Linked DNA regions of Homo sapiens: region 2 is linked to region 1. A link is an interaction called in ENCODE POLR2A ChIA-PET data of the cell type or tissue named here. Cell type or tissue: A673. All regions are shown on one strand. Links, peaks and the distances in the headings refer to the core of each region. The heading gives the core; the rest is flanking DNA. Region 1 has its middle 13 kb from the start of LINC01003. Region 2 overlaps KMT2C (lysine methyltransferase 2C).

Region 1 (5,386 bases), core at 235-5,234:
GAGGGGCTGGGATCAGTGCACCTCTCTTAACCTTAATTACCTCCTAAAGATCCTGTCTCCAGATACAGTGATATTGGGGGTTAGGGGTTAAACGCATGAATGGGTGGGGGAAAACAATTCAGTCTATAGCATCATTTAAGTTTTCTGTGCCTTAGGCATCTCCAAAATATAATTCCCATGAAATGTAAATAAAAAGAAGTCTTGGCCGGGAGTGGTGACTCACACCTGTAATCCTAGTACTTTGGGAGGACAGGGTGGATCACTTGAGTTCAAACCAGCCTGGGCAACATGATGAGACTACATCTCTACTAAAAATACAAAAAAAGGGCCGGGTGTGGTGGCTTGCGCCTGTAATCCTAGCACTTTGGGAGGCCTAGGTGAGTGGATTGCCTGAGCTCAGGAGTTCAAGACCAGCCTGGCAACATGGTGAAACCCCGTTTCTACTAAAATACAAAAAATTAGCCAGGTGGCCGGGCGCAGTGGCTCACACCTGTAATCCCAGCACTTTGGGAAGCCAAGGCAGACGGATCACCTAAGGTTGGGAGTTCAAGACCAGCCTGCCAACATGGAGAAACCCCTGTCTCTACTAAAAATACAAAATTAGCTGGGCGTGGTGGTGCATGCCTATAATCCACGCTACTCAGGAGGCTGAGGCAGGAGAATTGCTTGAACCTGGAAGGCGGAGATTGTGGTGAGCCGAGATCACGCCATTGCATTCCTGCCTGGGCAACAACAGTGAAACCCTGTCCCCCCACCTCCCCTGAAAAAAAAGAAAAATTAGCCAGGCGTGGCAGCCTGTGCCTGTAATCCCAGCTACTCGGGAGGCTGAGACAGAAGAATCGCTTGAACCCGGGAGGCAGAGGTTGCAGTGATCCAAGATTGGGCCACTGCACTCCAGCCTGGGGGACAAAGCAAGACTCTGTCTCAAAAAAAAAAAAAATTAGCTGGGTATGATGGCGGGGTGGTCCCAGTTACTTGGGAGGTTGAGGTGGGAGATCACTTGAGCTGGGGGGTGGAGGTTGCAGTAAGTGGGGATCATTCCTACACTCCAGCCTGGGTGACAGAGCAAGACCCTGTCTCAAAAAAAAAAAGAAGTCCAGTAGAAGAGTAAGTCAACATTGACTCAATGTCATTTGGTTATGCTGATTGATTTCCTTTGAATTTATGCTAACTGATACGAATACCAAGCAGTTTTATACTTCTAAAGGTTTACTTTAGTCCAAGTAAGCAATTTAATATTGAAACAAGGAAAAGATTGTTGCTTGCACATACAGATTTTTTTTCTGCCAATGCAAAATACAGTGATATTATTTATTTATTCATTATATATACCCTTACCTTTCCCAAAAGGGACTGGAGCCTGCTACAAAATGAAATGAAGGATTCTTTGGTTCAAATCAAAATTTCCTTGCTGTAGAAAAAGTCAATGCAGTTTGGAATTTGTTTGGTTGTTATACTTGTCTTTTTCTTTTTTTTTTTTTTTATTTTTTTGAGATGGAGTCTTGCTCTGTCGCCCAGGCTGCAGTGCAGTGGCACGATCTCAGCTCTGCCTTCCAGGGTCAAGGGATTCTCCTGAGTAGCTGGGTTGACAAGCGCCCACCATCATGCCTGGCTAATTTTTGTATTTTTAGTAGAGAAGGCGTTTTGCCATGTTGGCCAAGCTGGTCTCGAACTCCTGATCTTGGGTGATCCGCCTGCTTCGGACTCCCAAAGTGCTGGGATTATAGGTGTGAGTCACCATGCCTGGCCAAAAAAAAAAAAATTTTTTTTTTTTGAGATGGAGTTTCGCTCTTGTTGCCCAGGCTGGAGTGCAATGGTGCAATGTCGGCTCACCACAACCTCCACCTCCCAGGTTCAAGAGATTCTCCTGCCTCACCCTCCCGAGTAGCTGGGATTACAGGCATGTGCCACCACACCCGGCTAATTTTGTGTATTTATTTTTAGTAGAGACGGGGTTTCTCCATGTTGATCAGGCTGGTCTAGAACTCCTAACCTCAGGTGATCCGCCTGCCTCAGTCTCCCAAAGTGCTGGATTACAGGCATGAGCCACCGCCCCTGGCCAAAAAAAAAATTTTTTTTTAATTAGCCAGGCATTGTGGCACACTTCTGTAGTCCCAGCTATTTGAGAGGCTGAATGAAGCAGGAGGATTGCTTGAGCTCAAGAGGTTGAGGCTGCAGTGAGCCATGATGGAGCCACTGCACTCCAGCCTGGGTGATAGAGCCAGACCCTGTCTGAAAAAAAAAAGTTATCAGTGTGGGCCCTGATTCAATATGACTGGTGTCCTTATAACAAGAGGAGATTAGGACACAGACACACACATAAGGAAAACCATGTGAAGACACAAAAAAAGACACCATCTACAAGCTGAGACGCCCTCAGGAGAGGCCAACCCTGCTAATGCCTTGATATTGGACTTCAGGCCTCTGGAGCTAAGAGAAAGTACATTTCTGCTACCACCCAGTCTGTGCTACTTTGTTACCGCAGCCCTAGCAAACTAACATCCCTTCTTAGATGCTATCCATCCGTCATAGACTATCCTTCCTCAAACAAAGCTGGGGGACGGGCGGGCTTTAAGGGTTACAGTGGGGGAAAATAATTCACACCATCCCTCTCTGCTCAAAGCCGGTATTACTGAGGTAGCATCAGTATGAAATGCACTTTGATTTACTTCTCTAGCATTGGGAGTAGGTTATGCTCAGCCATCTGTTCTCTCTTGCCCAGTTCCCTTGAGATAGTTGGAAAACATTTTTGAAATCTGGAGACAGTAACATCTGTAGCTGTAGTATAATTTTTTTGTTTCTTTTATGGAACTAAAACTCAATAAGCACATGCTCAGTTTGATTTTTAGTTTCTTCCCTGATTGTGTATGTACAACATGTCACTAGAAAAATTTTTGGAAATCCATAACTGCTATGATTTTGCCATATTTTCATCTGCCCTTTTATTCTATCCTTTTAAATGTATTTTAATCAATTAAAAAACTAACACCAGCTGGGCACGGTGGCTCACGCCTGTAATCCCAGCACTTTGGGAGGCCGAGGCAGGCAGATCACCTGAGGTCAGGAGTTTGGGACCAGCCTGGCCAACATGGTGAAACCCCATCTCTACCAAAAATACAAAAATTAGCTGGGCATGGTGGCACACGCCTGTAATCCCAGTTACTCAGGAGGCTGAGATAGGAGACTCACTTGAACCCGGGAGGTGGAGGTTGCAATGAGCCAACATCACGCCATTGCACTCCAGCCTGGGCAACAAGAGTGAAACTCAGTCTCAGAAAAAAAAACAAAAAAACTAACACCACCTTTTAACTCCTAAATGTGTTTTTATACATAATTTTATTTCATGGTTCTCTGTTCATCTAACATATGGTATTAGGCCATTTTATTAAACCCTTCTCATAAGCATTCCGTTATATGAAGATACACTTTTTTTTTTTTTTTTTTTAAGACGGAGGCCCGCTCTGTTGCCCAGGCTGGATTGTAGTGGCACGGTCTCAGCTCACTGCAGCCTTCACCTCCCAGGTTCAAGCGATTCTCCTGCCTCAACCTCCCGAGTAGCTGGGATTACATACGCCTGCCAACATGCCCAGCTAACTTTTTGTATTTTTAGTGGAGACAGGGTTTCACCATGTTGGCTAGGCTGGTCTCGAACTTCTGACCTCGTGATCCACCCTCCTTGGCCTCCCAAAGTGCTGGGATTACAGGCGTGAGCCACCGCGCCCGGCCGAAGATATACATTTTATTTAAACATTTCTCTATCAATGCATGTAGATCCCAACTAAATGTAACTTCACAGAATTGTTCTATTTCTTCAGACTACTCACAATCATCATAATACACAACCCATCTGAACAAACCTGGAATCTTTTCCAGCATGCTGCTGTTCTCATTGGGCTTCGTTGGTTTTTTGGTTTTTTTGTTGTTTGTTTATTTGTTTTAGAGATGGAGTCTCGCCCTGTGGCACAGTCTAGAGTGCAGTGGCGTGATCTCCCTCACTGCAACCTCCGCCTCCTGGGTACAAGCACTCCTCCTGCCTCAGCCTCCTGAGTAGCTGGGATTACAGGTGTCCACCACGACACCCGGCTGATTTTTGTATTTTTAGTAGAGACGGGGTTTCGCCATGTTGGCCACGCTTGTCTCGAACCCGTGACCTCAGGTGAACCAGTTGCCTCGGGCTCCCAAAGTGTTGGCATTACAGGCGTGAGCCATAGCACCCGGCCTCATCTTCCATTTCTTCAGCTGCCTTGAACCCTCCAACCCAGGCACAAGATGAATGCTGTAGTTTGCTGTACCTTCGGGATTATGCTAACCTTTGGCCCTTACTGGTCCTAAAAAGTGACTGAATGTTTGTTCTTTCCTGCCTTTCTCTAATTGTACCCCAAGCATATCCTCTTTCAGGTCTTTTCTGTCATGGTTGGTGTGTCTTTTTCTACTGGCATCTGACTTCTCATGTCAGTAAGAAATATTCCCTGACAAGGGCAGAGGAGAGAGAGAATGAGCCAAGACTGAGGCAGCAAATGTGGTAGGAGCAAAATGAGAAACTCAAAAGAGAGAGAAATACGAGAGCACTAAGGGCCAATAGATGGAGACAGACCTAGACACAGCTACCACCTCCCCTCCTCCATCTACTTCCTCATCAAAACCCAACAAAACCAGGCCAGGCACAGTGGCTCAAGCCTGTAATCCCAGCACTTTGGGAGGCCAAGGCAGGTGGATCACCTGAGCCCAGGAGTTCAAGACCAGCCAGGCCAACATGGTGAAACCCCATCTCTACTAAAATACAAACATTAGCTGGGCCCAGTGGCACGTGCCTATATTCCCAGCTCCTAGGGAGGATGAGGCAGAAGAATCACTTGACCCCAGGAGGCAGAGGTTGCAGTGAGCTGAGATTGCGCCACTGCACTCCATCCTGGGCAACAGAGTCAGACTCCGTCTCAAAAAAAAAAAAAAAAAAAGAAGAAGAAAGAAAAGGAAAAAAAAGTAAAGGAAGATGAGGTAGCAAATAGGAAACTAAAATATTTAATTTTTTTTTTTTTGCTGTGTAGAGTTCATTTATTTATTTGTGTGTGTTTCTTTTTTTTATTATTATACTTTAAGTTTTAGGGTACATGTGCACAATGAGGAAACTAAAATATGACGACATAGTGTATATAAATTATTTAGAACAATGTCCAGCACTCTGCTCAATGTCAAGACATTGTTATTGTCATCATCGTTATTAGTTCTGTAGTACTTTGGGGAATTTCTTCTTCTAGTATAATCTTTCACAGTTGACTACTATTGCTAGGTTCTAATTAGTCAAGATTTCCAGTGATGTTCATTTGAATCAAGGCAAGGACTGTCGTCATTATTATTATTCACTATTATAATTATTTAGAGATGAGGT
Region 2 (5,386 bases), core at 64-5,063, 93 kb after region 1:
AATTTTTTTTTTTTGACGGAGTCTCATTCTGTCACTCGGGCTGGAGTGCAGTGGTATGATCTCAGCTCACTGCAACCTCGCCTCTCAGGTTCAAGCACTTCTCCTGCCTCAGCCTCCCAAGTAGCTGGTATTATAGGTGAGTGCTACCACGCCAGGCTAATTTTTGTATTTTTAGTAGAGTCGGGGTTTCACTGTGTTTGCCAGGCTGGTCTTGAACTCCTGACCTCAGGTGATTCACCCGCCTCAGCCTCCCAAAGTGCTGGGATTACAGGCATGAGCCACTGCACCTGGCCTCAGGCATAATGTGATATCGTTTATAAATATTAGAGAATGTAGTTCTAAAAAGTGAAGGCTTAAGAAAAACCTAATACCACCATCATACTTAAAAAAAAATTGACAGTTAAATCCATAATATCATCATATTCTATGTTCAGGTAAACACGTCTCAATTTTTTTTTTTTTTTTTTTTTTTTTTTTTTTTTTTTTTGAGACGGAGTCTCGCTCTGTCGCCCAGGCTGGAGTGCAGTGGCGGGATCTCGGCTCACTGCAAGCTCCGCCTCCCGGGTTCACGCCATTCTCCTGCCTCAGCCTCCCAAGGAGCTGGGACTACAGGCGCCCGCCACTACGCCCGGCTAATTTTTTGTATTTTTAGTAGAGACGGGGTTTCACCGTTTTAGCCGGGATGGTCTCGATCTCCTGACCTCGTGATCCGCCCGCCTCGGCCTCCCAAAGTGCTGGGATTACAGGCGTGAGCCACCGCGCCCGGCCAACACGTCTCAATTTTTAAAAGTATTTGAATAAGGCTTACTTATTGCGATTAAGTGTCTTAATCTGTAGGATACCACCTTCCTTTTTATTCTCACAATTTATTTGTTAAAGAAATGGGTTATTTGCCCTGTAGAGTTCCTGTAGTCAGGATTTTGCTGATTCCTGAGATTCAATACCAGGTTTATCCCCGATGTTTCTCTATTTTCTGTATTTCCAAATGAGTAGTTAGAACCAGAGGCTTGGTCAGAGTCAGGTTCAGTCTTATTTTATAAGACTGCTTCTTATATTGTGGTGCATTCTTTCATCAGGAGGCACAAAATATGGTTGTCTCTTTTTGTGACATTAGCAACTGTTGGTGACTAATGCCTAGATCTGTTGATTCATTAAGAGTTGTAAAATGATAATGTTCTAGTTGTGTTACTCCTTCATTTTATTATCTGGAATACTGTTTTATAAAAAGAAAAGTTTCCATCACCTCTTACTTGGTTGCCCAGTGTAACTGTTCATATGGGAAAGGCAGAATAAATGTTTGCTTGTTTACCTTTCTTTACCAGTTTCCAGTGTAATCAGTAGGTTCACTGTATTTTCCAGCTGTGATTAATAAATTTTTAAAATTATTATTTTTAATGTATCTGTTACTGTATAGGACAGTATCTGGAAATACCCAAAGACAAGATCTCTAAAGGAGTCATCGGCTAGTGGTGGATCAGTGCAGCGTGGTGGTGGTGGTGGTGGTGGTGGTGGTGGTGGTGGTGGTGGTGGTGGTGGTGGTGGTGGTGGTGTTATGCACATGGGGGATAATATAGCAGAGGCATTTAGCTTGAAATCAGGAAAGAGCTCTGGAGTTATCCTTGAGCTGCATTTTGAAGGTTGAGTAGCAGTTTGCTATTGGAGGAGGTAGAGGTTACTTTTCAGGCAGAGGGAGCAGCATGTGCAAAGGCTCTGAGATGTGAGAGTTTGTTACTGAAGAAATTCAGTAGGGCTGGAAGCTCAGTGAGCTTGGTGCGAGAGAGTCAAGAGATGAGGCTTTAGAGGTAGTATGGGTTTTAAGTCATTCCAAGGAATAGTTTTGATTTAACTCTGAAGGCCATGGAGAGACATTGAAAGGTTTTATCCAAGTGAATGATGTAAGGAACAAACTGTGGAACTCTTGGGGCAGCACTGAGGAGAGTGACTCATGATGCCCCTTTTCTGAACTGCTTATACAGATTTCTCATTCTTGGCATTACTCCTGATTCCTCCTTCATCTACATGCACACGCGCCTACACACACGCACACACACACAGACACACATGTCTGCCTCTCGGATCTCCTTCTAGAGTCTTAGTTCTTGTTTTTTTTTTCAGAATTTGGGCAACTAACAAGGCTAGAAAGGAGGCCATCTAAAAAAGTGATTGGTGTTGAAAAGTTGCTGCTCCTGTCCTAGCAGCACAACTCTTCACGTCATAGTAATAGGAGTAATGACGATGATGAGTGTGGACAACTAATGAGCACTTAACTGTAGTACCAGGCACTATTCTCAGAATTCATTAGTGTGACAACCCTCTAAGGTAGGGTCTGTTATCCCCATTATACAGATGGGGCAGAAACGGCAGGGAGAAGTTAAGTGACTTGCTTAAGGTAATAAATGTAGTAAGAAGCAGAGGTGGGATTGAACCTAAACAGTCTGCATCTAGAGTTCATGCTCATAACATTCTATTTATTGCCTTTCTGGTTTTATGACCCCCTTCTTATCTAAGTGTATGCTCTGTGCCCCGCATATACAAACTAGTTCCCATAACATGTGTAATATAATCCCTCCTTTCCCAGGGTTTCCCGGCTTCCTGTCCTTCCCCTTAGCTTTCTATCATCAGTTTTTCCTAGGATTTCTGGTTCAGCCTATGTCAAAGTGAGAGTCACCAACATAGTTGATGATAAATACTGTTTGATTACAGGAATGTAGGAAGATGTGCAAGCATTCTACTAAAAATGCTTTTCCCACAGATAATGTAAACTAAGGTTGCTTAGGTTTTGTAAGACTGCCATTCAACTATAAATAGGCCTTATGTATGTTTACTAAATCAGAAAAAATTTAATGTAGCTAAATTTTAAATAATCAACAACAGAAAATAAAAATATTTTGCCCCACCATCTTAAGGTTACAAGACTTAGAGGTATATTTTATTTACATGCATGCATACACACACACACACACAAATTATATATAGATGTGTGGAAAATATAGAAAAGTAGAAAAATGTATACAAATATTTGAAATACATTATGTGGAATCATGTTTGTATTTTTCTTAGCTTAGGAAAGAAAGCCATTAAAAGAGTTACATGTCAATAACCATGATACTATAGGATTTTAGTAGTTGCAGAGTATTACATTACTTAAATAAATGATTCATGGAATAGTCTTTTTTTATTGGACAAGGAATTTTCCCCTCCACCTCAATCTTTGAGAGTTAGAAACAATGCAGAGATGAGTGTCTTTATAGTTAAACCTTTGTACATTTTATAATTTACTCATGATAAATTTTCAAGTTGAATTCCTAGGCCAAAGAGTATACAGATTTTAAAGACTTTCAATGTTGGCAGATATCACTTTAGGATAATTATACCAATTTATACTCTTACCAGTAATATATGAGTGTATATATTTACCTATTCCTTGCCAGTTCTGGAAATTGTGAATTTAACAGAATCTTCCAAAAAGCATTGAAAATTGGCCTGGGAATGTAAATATCCTTTTCTTCCCCATTCAGCTTACTAATGAATCTATCATAATCTCAGCTGTCTGAATCTAAAAGAGAACCAGTAAAATTGAGATGACAAGTTTATTGCAAAATAAATGACCTGAAAGCCACAGGCATTGGGTGGGGTGGGGGAAGGGCAGGTAATGGTGACTGAGGTGACTCTGTGTTTGGGTTTTTGAAAAGATGGTAGATTTGAAGGATAAGGAGTTCAGAGAAGTAGAAAGGCAAATAGGGGCCGTTATAAATAAGGACAGTGGCATGAGCCAACAGGGTTATCTCTCATGTTTATAGAACATGGCTAGATCTGGTTTCCCTATAAGTTGATTTCTTACTGTTATTCTGAGTTGAATGCGTATCTTTTGTCTCAATGAAGCCTGAATGGCTTTTGATGTCTCTGATCTGGAAAGGTTGTTTATGTATCTCAGAATAAGTCATTTTGCTAAAAAAGGCTACTCCTGAGGGAGAGCAGTGGAAAAAAGAGTTGGAAAAGTGGATTGTAGCTAGTTGAAAAAAGGATTTGAATGTCAAGCTTTAGGAATTAGGTTCTTATTTGGTATGTTACGGGCAACCATATGGACTTTTGAGCAGGTGAAAAATACAGTATTAATGGGTAGGGATAGCTTGGGAGGGAAGGAGACATGGACATTGAGCTTCAGAAAAACCAGTTAGTAAAATATTTCAGATGATACATTGGTAATAGAAAAGGATCCGTTGAAATGTGAGGCATTCACTTGGAAAGAACTGGCAGAATGTGGTAATTAACTGCTATAAGGACCCCAAAATAAAAGGAATAATCAAACATCACTCAAAGCTTTTAGCACAGTTTTTGATAACAGTCAGTGTCAGAAGGAGAAGACAACTTTGTTCCTAAAAGTTATATTGTAAAATAAATGTAGCTTATACATTTTTGAAAGTGAAATCTCAGGATTCATGGTATCTTTACTTCTACTTGCCAAATTATTAAAATGGTGTTATATTTCTTAAGATATTTTAAAGCCTCTATTGTAGAACAGAAATAGTAGAAAATGGAACTAATGTTTATTAACAATTACTATGGAAGAGGGAATAGAAATGTGTTGCTCTTGAACAGATTTATTCAGCTTTGGCACTGTTGACATTTTGGACTAGCTAATTCCTTGTCATGGGCAGTATCTCCTGTGTGTAGGATGTTAAGCAGCATTCCTGGCCTCCACCCGCTAGATATAGTAGCACACCCGCACCCCTCCCCCCCTCCCTGCCCCCGTGACAACCAAAAATGTCTTTAGACATTGCCAGATGTCCCTTGGGGAGCAAAAATTACTCCCTCTCCCCAGTTAAGAACCATTGTTCTAGAGTACAGAATCAATCCCACTAAATAAATGTTATTGGCGTGTTTAGAACAGTGCCTAGCACATAGCTGGCACTCAAATATTTGTTGAATAAATGAGTAGTCAGATTTTCATTGTGAATTAAAAACAGAACAAAACTTGATGACTGACCACTCAAGTTGCTTTTACAAAAGAAATGGGATGTCCATTGAACATCTGTTTTAGATCTGATTTCCCAATCTGGATTATTAAAATGAGGAGGCTATTTTTTCCCAGTATATAAATGATTCTAATACTTTTTGCTGTAAAACTTTTGGAGTCTCTCTGCTAAATTATGTTCCAGTTTCGTAGCTTGGGATTCAAGTCATAAATATACTAGGTCTGTCTTACCTTTCGGTGCTTTTATTTGTTCCCTTTTGAACATGGCTGAATTTTACTTTTCTGTCCACCTGCCCGCCATTCGTGCTACCCCTCCTTCCTTTTTCCACTCTCATCTTTTTCCCATTTTCCAGTCTGTAAATCCTACCTATCCTTTTATTTTTTAAATTACAAGATCTCATTCTGTTACTT

The links. Peaks named below come from ENCODE experiments on the same cell type or tissue, not always from the same donor. Only the 100,000 strongest peaks of a DNase experiment are listed, where the experiment ranks them.
Region 2: POLR2A ChIA-PET joins it to region 1 with 6 read pairs; 4 of 35 experiments call an interaction of 5 or more read pairs at or near these places.

Annotation. Positions count from the first base shown.
Region 1 is chr7:152,474,098-152,479,483 of GRCh38, reverse strand. No RefSeq gene overlaps it. Among named protein-coding and RNA genes, the nearest start is that of LINC01003, 13 kb to the right of the region's middle. In A673, for the core only: no CTCF peak of the experiment used is centred there; no DNase peak of the experiment used is centred there.
Region 2 is chr7:152,380,713-152,386,098 of GRCh38, reverse strand. The region is part of intron 1 of KMT2C (lysine methyltransferase 2C); the gene reads left to right. Among named protein-coding and RNA genes, the nearest start is that of KMT2C, 53 kb to the left of the region's middle. In A673, for the core only: no CTCF peak of the experiment used is centred there; a DNase peak (open chromatin) is centred at 1,988.